Regions from separate parts of the Mus musculus genome. Here region 1 is linked to region 2. Evidence: chromatin contacts called from ENCODE Hi-C or POLR2A ChIA-PET data. All regions are on one chromosome and are shown on one strand. The core of a region is the stretch at or near the end of the contact, and the rest is flanking DNA. Distances in the headings are between cores, read along the strand shown. Region 1 holds the start of Mzf1 (myeloid zinc finger 1). Region 2 holds the start of Zfp446 (zinc finger protein 446).

Region 1 (3,545 bases), core at 319-2,818, 77 kb before region 2:
ACAAGAAGCCAGTTGACAGAGACTGAACATAGACATATTAAGAAACACACACATACACACGCACATGCACACGCACATGCACACGCACGTGCGAGAGAGAGAGAGAGAGAGAGAGAGAGAGAGAGAGAGAGAGAGAGAGAAAGGGAACCCAGAGGACAGATAGACATTCAGAAAGTAGAAGTGGGGGAGGACATTCAATGTGAAGGTTTCTTGGGACAGAGAGAGAGATTTGCGGTGGAACTTCAGCTGAGAAAGAAGGTCACCTGGGTGCTTTTTCTACCTCTCTGAGCTAGGTTTTCACCCCAGCATCTGGCTTCCACTACCTCAAGGAAAACAGAAAGGTAGCAAAAGGTAGTTTCAGGAAGATGCAACAAATGAATCTAAATGAATCTGAAATAAAACAAAAGGTTAGGTGTAGGGATAAAGAGATATTTAGCTACCTTCCAGGTGATGGCTGGGCAGAACTCATTTGCAACCTGTCAGCTTCTTTTTTTGTTTGTTTGTTTGTTTTGTTTTGTTTTGTTTTCCAAGACAGGATTTCTCTGTATAGCCCTGGCTGTCCTGGAACTCACTCTGTAGACCAGGCTGGCCTCGAACTCAGAAATCCGCCTTCCTCTGCCTCTCAAGTGCTGGGATTAAAGGTGTGCGCCACCACGCCCGGCTACCTGTCAGCTTCTTGTAAGTCAATTTCTACCAGAATAGTGTTACGACTTCAATCACAGATTTAAAAAATGGGGGAGGAGAGGTAATGTTTAAGTAGTCAGGTGTCGCAATATTGTTTGGTAAATGATGCTAGGAAACTAGAGGACTGGTCCCCGTCCTCTTTCTGGTGTGTTGTCATTTTTTGTGTGAGTTTTCTCTGAAAATGTTTCCCCCACACGCACATCTAATTTTTTGTTGCCATCCCTCAGTCTTTGAAACCTATCAGTCCGTTTTACCGTATCTCTATTAACATCTTTACTATATCTCTAATTTCTCCCCACTTACCTTTGTACTCTGGGTTGGCCCCTAGAGTTTCGATGTCTCACTTTCCTAATCCCAATCCCTTTCTGCTTCTCTCTTCTTCCTAAATTTTCTGACATGACTCAGGTTCTAACTCTGATTCTAATGACTAACCCTCCCCCCTTTTCATTCATACCTATGTGTGTTCACTTATATTCAGTCTCTCCTAGCATCCAGTCTCCCCCTCACAATTTTCCCACCCCTCTCATCCTCTCCCCCGACTCTGTATGGGGCTATCTCTGCCTTCCTGTATAGACATCTCGTTGGGTATTTGTGTCCCTGTCCCTTCCCCTTGGCTTCGCCACAGATCCTGACCTTTCTTAAACCAAGTAGTGCGGTCGTTACCTAGGATACCACCAGGTTTGGTCCCTTAGTTACCATGGAGTCCCGCTCACTCCTACCCACCGCGCAGAAATACAAAAGAGATCCGGTGGTGCTGCGTTTGCGCACCCACACAGCACCCTCCAAACTACGACTCCCAGAAAGCATTTTGCTAAGCCTTTCTTTCAGTGGTTCCGCAGGTAGCCCAGCGGACGCTCTTTTTCGAACCCGTCGTTGCCATGGAGACGGGGAGACGGCGTCCTAGTGAGAGCGGTGATTGGTGCAGAACCCTGCAAATCCCTGGAAGGCCGGTAGAGAACTGACATTTAAAAAAAAAAAAAAAAAAAAAAAGTGGTGGGGGCATGCGCAGTCTGGAAGGTGGTGCTTGAATCCGTTGCCCCCCGAGAGGATTGTGCACGTCGTCGGGGCCCTGACGCCTGAATTCGTGGCCGGGAGTGTGGGAAGAGACGTCCAGGAGTGCGAGCTGATTATTGCAACCAGCGCAATCCCCTAGGGACGGGAAGAAGGGTAGAAACGGAGGCTGGGGTGGGGGAAGGGCAGAAGGGCTTGGAGCTGCGCGCAAAGCAGTCTGGGATATGTAGTTTGATATGGAGCAAGCGAACGAGAGTGCGCATGTTCACGAGGGCACAGCCTCCCTCGGAGCATTGAAGGAAGGCTGGGAGTCCCTTCACCTCAAGGCCTAGGGAGGAGTCTGGGTAGAGTGGACTCTGGGATTCCAGCTGTCTAGCTAGACCCGGAGCGCCGGTAGGGGGTCCAGGAACTCCCAGCAAACCGGCCCTGTGCTGACGCGCTACCGCGCTGATCGCCACAGGTGCCACGGCGACCGGACACATTGGCACCCTAAAGCGAGGATGCTCACTTAGACTTCTGGGAAATGTATTTCCGGAACCTCTTCTTGCTTTATGGCTGTTCCAAGTTTCTCTCAGGGTTTCGAGTTGACTTAGCACCCTAAAGAGCAGAGGTGTAACCCACAGAAATCAAGCTGCCTCTAAGCTGATGCCACTGCAATAGTAAATTTAGATTTTCACAAAGTCCCAGTTGCAGAAAGTATCATGGGAGAAGTCAGTCCTTTTTACAAGTGAGGAAACTATAGCTGACATAGGCACAGCAAAAGTAGTACCCTTGCAGACTGTTGGTCTAATGAGTTGAGAGCCTTTAAGGGTACCCAGAAGTCCCAGTCACCTCCCAACCAACTAAACTAGAGAGCTGAAGACTTGTATCGCTGTTGGATGTGATGAGTTGGCTTCTGGTATTGGAGATATATGGAAACCTGTTGGCCTGAGAGAAGCTGAGATGGGGGATTGGGTGGAGTAGGGCTGTCCCCTTGATACCACATTGGGAAAGGAATGTTGGGGCCTGAGAGAGAGGCCAAGTCCAAGACTGGGTAGAAAACATTAAGGGACTTGTTTGTTCCACCGCAAAAGGCTGTCCACAGGGACTCTTATTGGGAGTCCAGGAGGAGGCAGCAGTGGTACTGATGTCTGGGTGCAAGTAGAGATGCAGCTATAGAAAAGAATAGGATGTAGGGAAGAGAAATGTTTCTAAGCTTAAGCAACAGCCTGTATTTAGAACAGAGTAAGCTACCAGACACTATATAGGCCCGGCGGAAATGAGGTCTACAAAGCACATGGCTCATATAGAGTTCCCACGGATCTCTGGGGTGTGGCTGGCCTGTCAGTGCCTGTTCCCTCGGGTGTCCTCTTCATGGCGAAGGTCTCGGATGAAAGGACACAGCATGGCACTCAGTCAGCATTCGCTGCCCCTGGCTGTCCTTATTACACATGCCTTGTACTATTCCTTCCCTAGGGACAGACACTGGCCTCAAAGACCGGATCTGGTACTCCTGATGAGACCCACTGTGCTGGGCTCCTCGGGCTGTGCACCCCCAGAAAATGAGCCTGCTCTGGTGAAGCTGGAGGACTCTGACAGCGACGATGAGAGAGAAGATATATTGTGGGACCCAGGCCTTGAGGCTGCACGTCTACGCTTCCGGTGCTTCCGGTATGAGGATGCAATAGGTCCTCAGGAAGCCCTGGCCCAGCTCCGAGAACTGTGTCACCAGTGGCTACGCCCAGAAGTACATTCCAAGGAACAGGTGCTAGAGCTCTTGGTGCTGGAGCAGTTCCTGGGTGCACTGCCCCCTGAGATCCAGGCCCAAGTGCAAGGGCAGTGGCCAGGCAGCCCTGAAGAGGCTGCTGCCT
Region 2 (3,467 bases), core at 673-3,172:
CCTATCTCAGCTGGGATTGTCAGACTCAGTTTAGGAGCTGCAGCCCTGACACCGTGCTCTGACCTCACCCCTACCCCCATCCCCACCCCAGGGATTTGAAGTTCACATGTTGCATTCCCTCACCCATCTCCTGCCCATCAGCACTGACTTCCTCCTTCACACTGCAACTGATCTGGGTAGATCGATCTATCCCGGCCTTCAGCGGTGCCTCCGCAAGGCCTGCCTTGGAGGACTCCGTTGCTGCTGAGATGTGGTGACTCCCTGAGGACTCCTTCTGGACTAGAGGAAGCATCTTTGGCTTCAGGATGTGGGCTGTGATCTGAAGAGAATCATGTCACAGGGGCTCTCCCTTCGATCTGTCCTTCTAAGAAGCTAATGTCATTTCACTCACCCAGCCCAGCAGCTGCCCAGGATCATGCTGCAGCCCCTCAACAAGAACTGCGGCCTCCTCGGGGCTTCCTGGTCGCTGCCCTCGAACCCAGGCCTGGATCTCAGGGGGCAACACACCCAGGAACTGTTCCAAAATCAGCAACTCTATTATGTGTTCTTTGGAGGATGACTCAGGCTGTAGCCACTGGTGACACAACTCTCGAAGCTGGGCCAGTGCCTCTCGGGGTCCCTCAACCTCCTCATAGCAGAAACCCCGGAAACGGAGTCGTGCAGCCTCAGGCTCCTCAAGGGTGGTCCTGGAGTCTCTGAGGGATAGGTGTGGGGTACCCCGAGGAGATGGCATTCTTGTTTTGAAGGGTCTTTTTGGAGGTGACAGAGGGACCTACAGAAAAGGAAGAATGTCATCTAAGGTCAGAAGACACACACCAGACCCCTCCTAGAAGCCGGAAAAGAGAACCCTGAGGCCAGGAGAACTTCAAAGAAGGTCATGGGAGGTGCAGCCCCACAGCAGTTGAGCAGCTGTATTTTGTTTTGAAGATAAATGACTGGGTGGAATGTCCAGGGACCTTCTAGAAAACTGCAAATGACGGGCTCAAACATTTGGGTACAACACAGGGCTCCTGGGAGATGAAAGTGGCTCATCCAGTAGACAAAGGGTCAAGCAGGACACGGAGGGAAGGGGGGTGGGACCATCATCCTGGGTGACCTGGAGCCCTGAGGCTTCAGACAGGAGGCAGACCACTGTGCTAGCTGAAGAGTTGGCTCTGAGACACAGGTACAAGACCTGGGGCAGAGCTGAAAGCCTGGGTGCATTCTCAGGAGCTTATTATGGGTTGGGAGGCACAGCTCGCTGATCGCAGCTGAATTGTGGATGCCTCATACTGCCTCAGCTTACTACGCATGTGAAACCCTGAAACAAAAGCCAAAATCAAACAGCCCCGTTTTGTGTGGAGTTGTAAACTGGAACCTGTGTCCCAGCTCTTAAGATTCTGGTTTTAAATCGGCTCTCTTGGGACATCCGTCCTGCTCTGGAGAAACTCAAGAGTTGGGGTGTCAGGCTCTGACACAGGAAAGGGGTGGGTCCGACGGCTGGGAGGTGCTCTCGGTGATCCGAGGAGCCGGATTATGAAGCTGCGCCCGCCCAGCTAGGAGTGAGCTCACCTCTGACGCGTGGGAGAGCCCCAGGAGGTTGGGGCACTTCCAGGAAGTGACACCGAGCACGTCCCACTGCCACTCAGAGAACGCCCCGCCTCGCGCGTTGCCCTACCAGCCCGGCCAATCCTGCATCTGCTCCGCCGGATCGGCCCCCTTCGCTCGGACTACGTCTCCCGTGAGCCTCAGCAAGAACGACAGCACGCTTCCAAGGCCTCTCACGCGCGAGACTCTTCGCTCCTCTCCTTGGGGTCGCGTTGCTGCAGAGTTCCGGGGGGGGTTCCCACTCCTGACTTGGCAGCCGTTCTTCTCTTGCAACCGCAGCCGTAGGACTCACGTAGGACGGAGCCGACTGTGGGTTAGCCTCCTTACGCATGTGCGCAACGGACCTGGTTTCTATTGGCCAGAGAGGCATCCTGACCAATCAGAGCTAGCGCTCCCGGAAGGACTCTCGCTCCTTGTGTCTCCTAGGTAACAGCTAGCGCACAACTTAGGGCCTCTTGCTGTTCTCTGAGTTAAGCTGTAAGGGTCCCCCTGCCTCGGAGAAGGCCTAGGTGGAGGCTCCTTGGCCTCTTGAGTCCAGACTGTTCTAGACAATCCCGTTGGGAATCCAGGTGAAAGGCGGTGGTGGGCGAGAAAAACTCAGTATGGCCTCCATCGGATCTCCGTTAAGCTCCCTGGATATTGTGGAGACAGTAGGCCTACAGGTGAACAAGTGCTCAGAGGAGGTAACCATGTAATTACCAACCCTCACTAATAGTCTTCAGATAACATTACTGAAAATAAGGACGGAGGTTTCTGATTAAAATTACGAGGTATACTCAACCCTTACTTAGGAGGATGTAGTTAGACAAGATGACTTATATTTATTTTTTTTCTCCCAATGGGCAGTTGATGGCATTTTGTTTGTTTGTGGGGGAATGGGGCCTTTAAAGAATAAAAGTCCTTGGCTGTCCTGGAACTCACTCTGTAGACCCTACTAGCTAGCCTGGAGCTCACTCAATAGTTCTGCCAGTCTTTCTCCCATTCGCTGAGATTAAAGGCATGGGCCCCCATATCCGACAGTTAGAGGCTTTTTAGCTTAATTGCAGATGGGCTTAGTTTTATTTCCACATATCAAGTGGCTGGACTGTGATATAAACCATTCAATCCTGAACTCGATCTGCCTACTTGGGTTTCTTCTGCTACCCAGGAACCTTCTCCTTGGCAGCTACTGTAGAGAGCAGCGGTTCTCTACATCCAAAACTCCTGAGCAGTTCTGTCGGTAGAATTTGTCTTTTACAGATTCTCTGGACACAACTCTCACCACCTACCTATTGAGGAGAAGCGCTAAGGGGGCCTAAGGGGGTTCCCAGAAAGCTCTCTTGGAAACACCTTTGTTCTAGTGCTCACCTCCCTGCTAGGCTGGTTTCTAAGCCTTCTATGTGCCACAGGATAGACCTGGTTGAGTCTTGTGATGGTATACATCTTACCCCTGGGCTTGACATGACCATTACCATCTTTATTTCTCCCTTGTTCAGGCCATTAAATCTAAGACCACATATTTAATAGGTAAACTATCATTGAGCTAGCCCCAACTCAGTCCTTAATTATAATGGTTATATTAGGTTGGCCAATGTAACCATGAAACATTTTATCTTTTGAGGCAGGATCTAAGTTCCCCCAGGTTAGCCTCTCAGCTGTCTTAAAGTAGAGGGCCTGTGGTGACCTACTGACCTAGCTCTTAGGGTAACAAAATAAAATTTATAACAGATAGCTAGGTCTATGGTACTGGGGTGTTCAAGTTTCCTCTTGGATTGGGGAGACATTTTGGTCACCAGTCGTTCTTGCCTAACTGTGTGTGATCTTTTTTTTTTTTTTAAATATTTATTTATTATATGTAACTATACTGTTACTGTCTTCAGACACTCCAGAAGAGGGCATCA

Evidence for each region. Hi-C counts contacts between places; a loop is a spot of excess contacts on that map. ChIA-PET counts read pairs that join two places held with the same protein, here RNA polymerase II (POLR2A).
Region 1: POLR2A ChIA-PET joins it to region 2 with 23 read pairs in embryonic stem cell. The contact joins the promoter of Mzf1 here to the promoter of Zfp446 in region 2. A Hi-C loop is called at or near these places in 3 of 37 maps with a recorded cell type or tissue (T-helper 1 cell, heart and v-Abl transformed pro-B cells). POLR2A ChIA-PET finds 5 or more read pairs at or near these places in 4 of 5 experiments (Patski and embryonic stem cell).

The regions. Positions count from the first base shown.
Region 1 is chr7:13,052,787-13,056,331 of GRCm38, reverse strand. It overlaps Mzf1 (myeloid zinc finger 1), which reads left to right and starts at 1,568. Exons shown (of 6, transcript NM_145819.2): 1 at 1,568-1,851; 2 at 3,151-3,545. The coding sequence starts at 3,191.
Region 2 is chr7:12,976,303-12,979,769 of GRCm38, reverse strand. It overlaps Zfp446 (zinc finger protein 446), which reads right to left and starts at 1,922. Exons shown (of 6, transcript NM_175558.4): 1 at 1,658-1,922; 2 at 392-772; 3 at 124-319. The coding sequence starts at 1,918.